Linked DNA regions of Homo sapiens: region 2 is linked to region 1. A link is an interaction called in ENCODE POLR2A ChIA-PET data of the cell type or tissue named here. Cell type or tissue: endothelial cell of umbilical vein. All regions are shown on one strand. Links, peaks and the distances in the headings refer to the core of each region. The heading gives the core; the rest is flanking DNA. Region 1 overlaps FYN (FYN proto-oncogene, Src family tyrosine kinase). Region 2 has its middle 16 kb from the start of FYN.

What was found. ChIA-PET counts read pairs that join two places held together with the same protein. Peaks named below come from ENCODE experiments on the same cell type or tissue, not always from the same donor. Only the 100,000 strongest peaks of a DNase experiment are listed, where the experiment ranks them.
Region 2: POLR2A ChIA-PET joins it to region 1 with 5 read pairs; 7 of 35 experiments call an interaction of 5 or more read pairs at or near these places.

Annotation. Positions count from the first base shown.
Region 1 is chr6:111,824,761-111,830,142 of GRCh38, reverse strand. All of the region lies in intron 2 of FYN (FYN proto-oncogene, Src family tyrosine kinase), which reads left to right. Among named protein-coding and RNA genes, the nearest start is that of FYN, 46 kb to the left of the region's middle. In endothelial cell of umbilical vein, for the core only: no CTCF peak of the experiment used is centred there; a DNase peak (open chromatin) is centred at 352.
Region 2 is chr6:111,886,707-111,892,088 of GRCh38, reverse strand. No RefSeq gene overlaps it. Among named protein-coding and RNA genes, the nearest start is that of FYN, 16 kb to the right of the region's middle. RefSeq lists an enhancer at 2,250-3,195. In endothelial cell of umbilical vein, for the core only: no CTCF peak of the experiment used is centred there; a DNase peak (open chromatin) is centred at 3,048.

The sequences.
Region 1 (5,382 bases), core at 143-5,142:
GCAGCCTTATTTCTGTGGAGGCTTGCACTTCTCTTCACCTAGCAACTTTTCCATACCATCTGTCTGGCTCCATTGAGTCAGTAGTTCAATAAAGATACTTTAGAAACACTTTTTAAAAAAATTATGGGGGTGGAGGACCAGGAGAATACTACAAAGGAAATGAGTCCCTGACATCCCCATGTGAGCAGCCTCATCTTCTGAGGCCAGCTGGTCTGGAGGCCAGAGGCTCCTGCTTTATTCAACAAGGAGCATGGAGACAGTGATCTGTTCTTCTCCACATCCTAGCACCAAGCCAGGCACAGGGTAGGCCCTTAAGCATCTGATGAAGGAATCATGCATGTATCCGTGGCATGTCTATTGCAGTATTTCATAGACTTAATGGAGCTGGAAGTGACCTTTGAGGTTATCTCTTCCAACTACATCATCCGACAGCTGAACAAGCCGCAAGTCAGGGAAGCTAAATAACTTGTCTAAGGTCAGACAGCAGTAAAATCAGCTTCTCAACCTATGTTTTCTGACTTCCATTCTCCCAGTCTCCCTGTTTTTGCTCTACTGGAAGTGCTCAGTCTATGGTTCTTTTCCTTTCTTTCATTTCTGTGCTTATTGGTGTCTGTTCTGTGCTTAACAATCTGAGCTCCTGATGTGAGAGACCTGGGCTCTCTTCCTTGTCTGCTGCACCTTAATAAGCATTAGTACATACTTACTAATTATCCTACGTTTTGAATAGCCCTTGGTACTTTTCAGGTTCTTTTACAAATGTTTCTAATTAGATTTTACTACAGACCGGTGAGATAGGTTGAGCAGGTATTTTTCCCACACATCAGGTGAGAAATCAGAGGCCCGGGGAGAGTACTACTTGTTCAAGACCACCCTGCTGATGAGTGACACAGTTGAGGATAGAATCTGATTCTCCTCTATGAGAGGATGATGGTGAGTTAAGACTGTTTTGAAAATCTGACTTCAGGCTCTGGAATCTCGCCTGCCTCTATGTAAATGTAAAAAATAGGATTTCATGTTTTCTAACAGTTTTCCATTTAGTAGCTCATTTCGTAAAGCATGTTCTGAAGCACATTGGTCCCAGGAGATGTGTGGAAAATGGATTCTGTGGCCAGATAAGCTGGGAAGAGCTGCTTGTTATATCCCCCTCTTGGGGATTCCCTGTGCACATTAACATTTAAAGGCTCTGAGAAGTCCTACTGCAAAGACTGTTTAATGTGTTGTTTTTTTAATTGTGGTAAAACACATGCCACTAAAATTTACCATATTAACCATTTTAAAGTGTACAATTCAGTTGTGTTAAGTGTATTCACATTGCTGTGCAACCAGTCATGACTACATCTTGGAAAACTTAAAATCCATACCTCTTAAACAACAACTCCGGATTCTGCCATTCCCCTAGCCCCTGGCAACCACCGTTCTACTTTTTGTCTGTATAAATTCGACTCCTCTAGGTACCTCATGTAAGTGGATCATATAGAATGTGTCCTACAACTGGCTGATTTCATTTAGCATAATGTCCTCCAGGTTAATCTATGTTGTAGCGTGTGTCAAAATTTCCTTCCTTTTTAAGGCTGAATAATATTCCATTGTATGTATAGACCATATTTTGTTTGCATTCATCCATCAGTGGACACTTGGGTTGCTTCTGCCTTTTGGCTATTGTGAATAGTGTTGCTATGAACATGGACGTACAAATATCTTTTGGAGACCCCGTTTTCAATTTTTCAACTAGATACCCAGAAGTAGAATTGCTGGATCCTATGGTAATTTTATTTTTAATTTTTTAAGGAACTACTGTTGTTTAACATATTTTTATACTCAGTTCATAAACTTGTTTGATCACAAAGTTCTTTTTCCACATCACACCTTTGGGTATCCCACAGAGCATGGGTTTTTCAGAAAACACTTTGGGGAATCCTGAGCTCAGTAAGCAATTTCTGCTTGCTCCAAGGGGCCAGAAACCTCAGGATGCTGGCTGGGGAATTTGGCCATTAAGTTTCCAGCCCAAGGACAAGGTCAGCAGTGCAGTCCCAGGAGCTGCAGAAGAGGAGGAAGTTCTCAGGGTACACAGTCAACTGTAACCAGGGTTCCTCCGCTACTCTAGAACAACACTGTCAACTTGACACGGAGTGAAGCGGCCATTGTGGTGCTGAGGTTGTTTTGGACTGCACTGGTTGGACAGCATCTTTACTGGCCAAGAGAGTAAGGAGGGCAAGCCTGCCTGCCTCTGTGCAGTTAGGGGCCTGGGGAAAGCTTTATGATGAGAAGTGTCAGATTTCAGAATCCACCGTTTCCCCCATCTCCCCCAAGAAGAAAGAGTACCCTTAGTCAAAATCTAAATGGGCTCCTCAGCAGGGCTTGTTGTGTTGACTCAATCTAATTGGTCTTTAATGTGGTTCTTAAATAGCTGAGGAATAATTGTGAACACTGTAATTGTGTGGGTGGGTAAAACTTTCAACCAAGTTGATGGAAAGGGTATGTGGGGGCATGGGCAGTAAACTGAGGAAAGAAAAATAATTCTTTTTACCCCCAAAAAGCTGTCGTATACCCCCAGTGTCACTGTGGTCAGCTTTTCTCCAGGACCAGCTCAGGAAGCCTGAGCCGCTGGTGACCCAAAAGGGGGCATTACATGATTGAACACCTCAAATCCCCAGTGTTGTTCCTCTACACACTGGCTTAAAGATGGGCATGAGCCGGAATGGTTTTAGGGACATCTAGAAGAAAGTAAACTGGGAGGTTCCTGTAGCTGTTGCAGCTTGGTGTTAAGGATGAGAAAAACTATGGAGAGGACATAGAGCCCCAAAGAGTCTTTGAACCAGCCTGCAATAAGACCATAGAACACTCAGCTTCTTAATTTACTTGACTGAGAACAGATAATGATACCTCACATTGTGGGATGAGAATTTCATAAGCTCTCTGAGATCCTTAGATGAAAGCTGCTACTGATCCATAGACTATTATTATTATGAGACTTTACTTTTCTGTAAATAAATGTTACAGCTTCTTCTCTCTGACTCTCTTGCTCTAAATGAGGTGAGATTCAGCCTCTCTCGTTGGCCGACTCTTGCCCTGTCTCCAGGACCACAGTTCTGCGTGGAAGCACTGAGATGAGCTGGAAAGAGCTCTGATAAGGGCTCAGGAAATTCTGTGCAAAATTTCAGACAAGCAGCTTCCCCTCACAGCGCCTCAATTTTCTCATCTCTAAAGGTCCCTTTCTAAGGTCCCTTCCAGCTCTGTAGGTTTGTGATTTTATCAAAGAAACAGAACAAAAAGTCAGCTTCTAATTACAAATGTTTATTGGGTCCCTGGTATGAGCTAGGCACTGTTTTCGGTACATGGCCTAAATCGGTGAACAAGGTCACTTATTTTAGCTGGGAGAAAAGAGATGAGACAGTAAGCAGTAAATATTAATACATGAGTAAATTCTGTCATTGTTAGAAGGGGATATGTCCTATGCAAAACTAAAATAATGTGGTAAGGAGAATTGGAAATGCAAGCAAGAGTGCAATTTTAAAAATGTAACAAAGAGGAACTTTTCCATTATGAGTTACTAGAAGATCAAGTATGTCATTAAGGGAGTGGGGGCTATAAATCTCTCCTTTGGAGATTTTTTAGGAAGCGAAATTAGTCATGTTTTTGGATTCAGGCATATTCTTGTTTGAATGTAGAAGGGATAAACAGATTACCCTTTTGAAGGCTTTCTTTTTAAATGATTTAATGGTATGTGCAGGGGTAGCTCCAGAATTCATGTGTGTGCATAAATACACATACATACACATATACACATATATAGAAGTGCACACACGCGTACTTCTTAAGGAACAGTAAAAGCCAGAGTTGGGAGGCCCAGATGCTAACATACCTCCACACCAGCTCTGAAAAGGCCAACTAGTGTGCCATAATGCTGTAGCTCTCCCACCCTGCCATTTCACAAGGGAAAAAACTGAAACACCGAAATGCTAGCAACTCACAGAAATCCCAGTGAATCAGGGATGGGTAATGGAACCTGACAGTCCTCTGGCGTCTTCACTCCTCCCTGTATTCCTTTTTCAATGAGATTGGCAGCTCAGTTGTTTTCCCTTCGCCTTTTCTCTTGCTTGTCTACTGCTTCTACTCCCATGGTTGTATACTTAAATAGTAATGAAATTATAGAATACTCGCCCTAACTCTTAATGTATCCAGACCCACCCAATCCAGTGTCAGAATGATATGAGTCAAAGAAATACAATCTAGTGACAGTAATTTCAGAATAGCACATCTTGACTTGTCTTTCTCAATACCATAGAGGGATATAGAATTACAGCAATATTTCTTTAAGTCCCTCTTTTTCCCTCCAGCTTTCCTCACACGTTACAGCCCTTACAAATGAGCCCCCAAGCCTTTCCTAACTGTGGCCCACCTGCTCTCCCACCTTTCCTCCTGATTCTGCATCACAGAACTCCCCCAAACAGGTCAGGGCAAAGGGAAGAACCAGGAAGGCAAAGCCAGAGTGCACATGAGCAGCTGGGAAGAGTAAGCCTGGGAATATGTGTTACTAACTTCCATTCCCTCACACGACCATGTGTGTCTGCACTGCACTAGGCATTCTTCTATCTTACCTTATATAATTTAATGCTCACAGAAATCCTGTGTGGTAGGTATTGAGATCTTCATTTTACTGATGAGAAAACCACAGTCAGAGAAGCTTAGTAACTTGCCTGGTATCCTGTGATAGAGAAAATGCTAGGATTTGAGCCCAGGTCTGTATAGTTATCAAAACTGTGCTCTGTCTCCTATGTTGCTACCCTCTATAGAGTATAAATCCCAGAAGCTCTATGTTATTTCAGTTGCCAAATTAATAAAACTCGCTGTCTGGTGTTTATATTAAGGCAATTAAATTGGTTTTCAGCTAAGATCTTGAAAGTACAGTAGCTACATGGAAAAGAGGGTGCCTCCCACAAAGGGCTTGTGCACTGGAATGTTTGTCTTGTTCGGGACCATGGAGAGCTGTCCAGGCCTCCCTGCCCGCAGTCCAAAAAGATCCCAGCAAGGCCTGTGGACCACCATTCCTACGCATCAGAGGCAATGGCTTTCTGACTCTGTCAGTCTTCTAGCAGGTTTTACAACCAGTGGAGTGCTCATGTTAGGCCTGACCATCTGAGGCAATGCCTGCAATGCTCAGAGATGGGAGCTCAGAGGAGTTTTCAGAAGTAATGAAAACTTTAAACAATTCCTTAATCACCAGAATAAAATAAAGATTCTTTTTGACAAATGCATTGGTTCAGTTTATGAATTTGTGAACTTGATTCAGATAACCTTAGGAGTAAAAGTGTGCAAGACCTCATTTTGTGGCTACCTGGTAACACTTTGGCTGAAAGCTAGTGTTCATTTGAATAGTGAGTA
Region 2 (5,382 bases), core at 83-5,082, 62 kb before region 1:
AAACCTATTTAGTGGGTACTATGCTTATTATCTGGGTGAAAAAATAATCTGTACACCAAACTTTATGACACGCAATTTACCCATATAACAAACCTGCACATATACCCTTGAACCTAAAATAAAAGTTAAGGCTGGGTGCAGGGGCTCACGCCTGTAATCTTAGCACTTTGGGAGGCCTAGGTGGGTGGATCACCTGAGGTCAGGAGTTCAAGACCAGCCTGGCCAACATAGTGAAACCCCATCTCTACTAAAAAAAAAAAAAAAAAAAAAATTAGCCAGGTGTAGTGGCATGTGCCTGTAATCCCAGCTACCTGGGAGGCTGAGGCAGTAGAATCGCTGGAACCCAGGAGGCAGAGGATGCAGTGAGCCGAGATGGCGCCACTACGCTCCAGCCTGGGTGACAGAGTGAGATTCTGTCTTAAAAATATATACATAAATAAATAAGTAAATGCATAAATAAATAAATGTTAAAATAAAAAAAAAATGACCCTAAAATAAATGAAGAGATTATAGTCACCATTCATGAGTTAATTCATTCAATAAACACTTATGGAGTGCCTGTAGTATACAGGAGCATAACTTATTCAATGAGTGGTACGTGAGAGGATACATCACAAGAGAATACCTCACCCACACTGGTAGTTCAGCAAAAGCTTCCTGGTCAACATGACAGTGAGCTAGGTCTTAAAGAAAATGCAGATATTAGGCAGTTGAAAGGAGGAAGATCATTCCAGGAAAAGGGAAGAGCTTATGCAAAGGTACAAAGGCTTGAGAACAGCCAACATGCTCTGAGAACCCATTATATTTATAAACACACAGTACAAACAACATGGCTGGTATGGGTGTTTGTGAAGGACACAGCACAATCTGCTATGAGTACCTAGTATATTTCTTAGTGTGTCATGCTGAGGAATTTGGATGTTGTCCCACAAGCAACAGGGAATAGAGATTTGTAAATGAACAAGTGACATAATCACATTTGCATTTTAGAAATATTTGGGAATATGGAAAAGAAGTAAGAGGAGAGGTGTAGAGGCAGGAAAATCATTTGGGCAAAAAATGATAAGGGCCTTCCTGCCTCTACACTTGTCTTCTTATTTCTTTTCCATATTCCCAAATATTTCTAACATAGGTTGGTGACCTAGGGGAGACCATCCTTTTGAAGGGACTTAGCTGTGAAGGGAAGGAGAGAGGGCAGTAACTAGAGGAGACATGATAGAGTTTTCTTTCTTTCTTTGTCTTAGGATGAAAATGTCATAAATAAGTCTGATGAGAAGGAAGAACTAATGGAATGCAAAAGGCTGAAGGGATATAAAAGAAAGGAGATAATTAATGGAATGAGTTTTACAAAAATATTCCTAATTAGAGTCCTTTAAATGGGATACTCCTCATGGGCCCATAAATTATTATATAATTTTACAAAAGAAATAGATTCCTTCTAAGCAGCACTTGAACTGTAGAAATCAAGAAATACTTGTGGTGTTGCTCTGTCATCTATAAGAAATATCCATATATCCATTAAAGTGTCTTTATTTAATTGTAAAATGAGACTATGCCCATTAATTCTGTTTATCTTCTCTCCTTCTCTCCCTCTTCTCTGCCATTCCTTCTTCTAAGCCATGACTTTTATTCAGGGCTCCAAATGGAAGGGGATGCATCTATTCCAAGCCTTTGTTCATTCTAACCCATGTGCTTTATAGTTTTCAATTTACATGCAGAAATTGAGACAGAAGAAATCTCACCAAAACCATTCATGTAGTCCTGTGAGATGACTGCCTAGAAGAAGAAGAAATTCAATAAAATGCATTCAGGTTTGTAGCACTGTGTTCAAATTCAAATTCTCCTGCTTCTAAGCAGCCACCATCATATTGTCCATCTTTCTATCTGAATGAACATAGCTCGCATTTGAGTCTTGGAATAGGGGAGAGGAAACTCTAGAAAAAAATTTCCTTTACTCCTTTCTGTTTACGTCGCTTTATGTTAAGTGGCAAAGTAGTTCATTTTAAAAATTAGAACACTCAATAGCTTAAAAGCTGAATTGATAGTTTTTAAAAATAAAAATTATATACAGATTTTATTAAAAGCTCTAACAGAACAGAGGGTATTAAGCAAAAGATAAAATTCCCTCCAGCCTGTCATTGCCCTAGGACCCCTCCCCAGACATAATCATTGACAGTAGTTAATTGGGTATCTTGCCAGAAATTCCCTAAGCATGTGTGAGCAAAAATATGATTACATTTCATTTGAAAGGAAGACGATGGCAGTTATGATCACTTGGTCCCTGTGCTGCCACAGTCCTGGGCTTTTGTTTCTAAATCTTTCGAGTAAGTAGGTCTTTAGCAGGTCTTTTTTTTTTTTTCTTTTCCAATTGAATTAACTAAAATGGGCATACCAACTGCACATTATAGTCTTGATTTGGTAGTGATAAAGTCCAAAGTAGGTGTTAGAAGTGCTAAGAGGGAACTTCAACCCTCTGATCCTCCTCTTTCTCCTCCAAAGAGGAAAAGCAGCTTTGAAAAGTGCAGCCCCTGCTGAGGTCCATCTCTGACCGCCTCCGGGCTTCTCTCTAGAAGCTCTGTCCTTTTCCCAGCTGGAGCCCCTCCTCCTTGGATGGGGCAGGCATCCTGCTGCTGCTGGCTGAGCCTTAATGAGTATCCAGTTAAATAGAAAGCTGAAATCCTCTTTTCTGAAGACAAGAGAGGATAGACTTGAGGTAGAAAACATCATGAACTAGAAAGTAAATGAGGAGGAATCAGAGTTTGACTTTAAATAAGAAGAAGAATCTTTTTAAAAATTCTGGCAATGATCTGCTGTTTCCCCACGTATCAATTTTCACGGATCCACTGTCGGAGAGAGCTCTCTTTCATCACATTACATAGCTACAATACCGCTTTAAATGTGCAAATCTGCGCCTTTGCTTGCTTCTGTTGACAAAAGATAACCCTCCTACTGTTTCAGTTTCAGCCTTTCCAGTCCTCAGTGACCTGAGCAAGTAAATGAGCAAAAGGGATACATAGACTCCTACTTTTTGGCATCGACCCAATTTTCCAATCTTCAAAATTCTCAGCCAGTTTCCCTCTCCTCATCACCGCATTGTGCTACTTGAAAGACACAGTGAAAATAGCTATGGGAACACAAAGAAAGAAAGAACACGCACCATGGGGTTAGCGAAGAGGAAACCCTCTTAACAGATTTCAAAAGAATAAATCCTGGAGCAATGCTGAGTCTTAAAAGATTTACCAGAAATATAGGCAGAACTCCAAGACTATGAGGCTGGAAAAAATTAAGATATTGGGCACTGTAAGATAGAAGATAAGGAGAGGAGAAATCCCCAATGAATTAATAATCAAATTCATGTATGGCTTCTTGTTAACGAGAATCCTACCAAGAATCCCAAGATTGAACCTGGTTACTCTGCTAGTTGTAGTAAATATGATGGAGTGCTTGTTAAAGTAATCTGTAAAACCTTATTTCTGAAGTAATTTCATGTACTCTTGGCCTTTCAGGTAGCCAAATCCTGCACAAAGTCAGAACTTTTTAGTAATTTTTTTCAATCAAATATTTTCTATAGTAGTATTGCCTGGTTTGTCTTACATTCTGGCAATACTTTCCCAGAAATATTGAAATCTATAGATTGATTGGACCACAGCAGTGTCCTCAGTAATTTGTCTCTGAGTTTGTTTTATAACTTAGCCAGTCTGTTATTGTTGGCTATCACAGTTGTTTTCCAATATTTCACTATCATACATGATACGGAGACCAAAAAATACAGCCATTTTTGCACAGATCCATGATTGTTTCCTCAGATGTGTTCTTAGGAATGAAATTGCTGGTCAAAATGGTTAATACAAAGCTAAGTCCAAAAATGTTATATAAATTTACCATCTCTTTATAGTAGTTTGGAGGAGAGCGCATCCCTCCCCCACTTTGAAAATATCCAGTATTTTGCCAATTTGATAGAAATTGTTTTAAAAAAGATTTCCTTTTTCTACTTGAATTTGCTTTTCCATGTGGTGAAATGCTTTTTCATTTGTTTGTGGACTTTTGTGTTTTGGTCTTGAGCCATGCGTATTGCAGCACCCCCTTCAGAACTAAACCTCCTAAAAAGGTCATATACTCTCTGTGTCCACTTCCTCACTGTTCCTTGATGTCTTAGCCCACTCCCCAACTAATCACCAATGACTTCTACTTCACGAAATCCCGGGTTCATTTTTCTGATCTCATTTTCCTAGATCTTTGGCTAATATTTGACAACATTTACCATTTCCACTTGAAAACACTCTCCTCACGCCTCCTCAGATACCACATCTGACTGGTTTTCTTTCTGCCTCTCTATCTGTTCCTTCTCAGTCTTCTCCTCTACCTGACCTCTCATGGCCCAGTCCTAGGTCCTCTTTCTAAGTGAGCTCATTCGTTTCCCATGACTTTAATTACCACAGATATTAATTACCTCATTTATAACTCCAACCCAAACTCCCTCCCCCACTACCAGGCTCCAGATTCATACATTCAACTGATAATAACATCTCTGCTTGAATATGTCTCAGGAATCTCAACTTTAACATGTTCTAACACAAACATAAGCTCTCCTTGCTTTTCTCCCAGACTTCCCTGTCACAGAAAATGTCATCACCATTTTCAGAGCTACTTAGGTCAGAAACCTGAGGGTTATTCTTGGTTGCTCCCTCACCTTCCTTTCCCACTCGTAAACAAGTCCTATTGTTTCTCTTTCCAAAATATATCTTTTTTTAAACTTTTATTTTAAGTTCAGGGGTACATGTGCAGGTTTGTTACATAGGTAAACTTGTGTCACGGGGGTTTGTTGTACAGATTATTTCATCCTCCAGGTATTAAGCCTAGTACCCGTTAGTTATTTTTCCTGATCCTCTCCTTCTACTGACCCTTCACCCTCTGGTAGGCCCCAGTGTGTGTTGCTTCCCTCTATGTGTCCACATGTTCTCATCATTTACCTCTCCCTTGTAAGTGGGAACATGCAGTATTTGGTTTTCTGTTCCCGCATTAGTTTGCTAAGGATAATAGCCTCCAGTTCCATCCATGTTCATGCAAACAACATGATCTCGTTCTTTTTTATGGCTGTATGGTATTCCATGGTATATATGTACCACATTTTCTTTATCCAGTCTACCACTGATGGGCATTTAGATTGATTCCATGTATTTGCTATTGTGAATAGTGCTAAAGTGAACATACACATGCATGTCTTTATGATAGAATGATTTATATTCCTTTGGGTACATCCCTAGTAATGGGATTGCTGGGTCAAATGGTAGTTTTGTTTTATATCTTTGAAGAATCATCACACTGTCTTCCACACTGGTTGAACTAATTTACACTCCCACCAACAGTATATGAACATTCCTT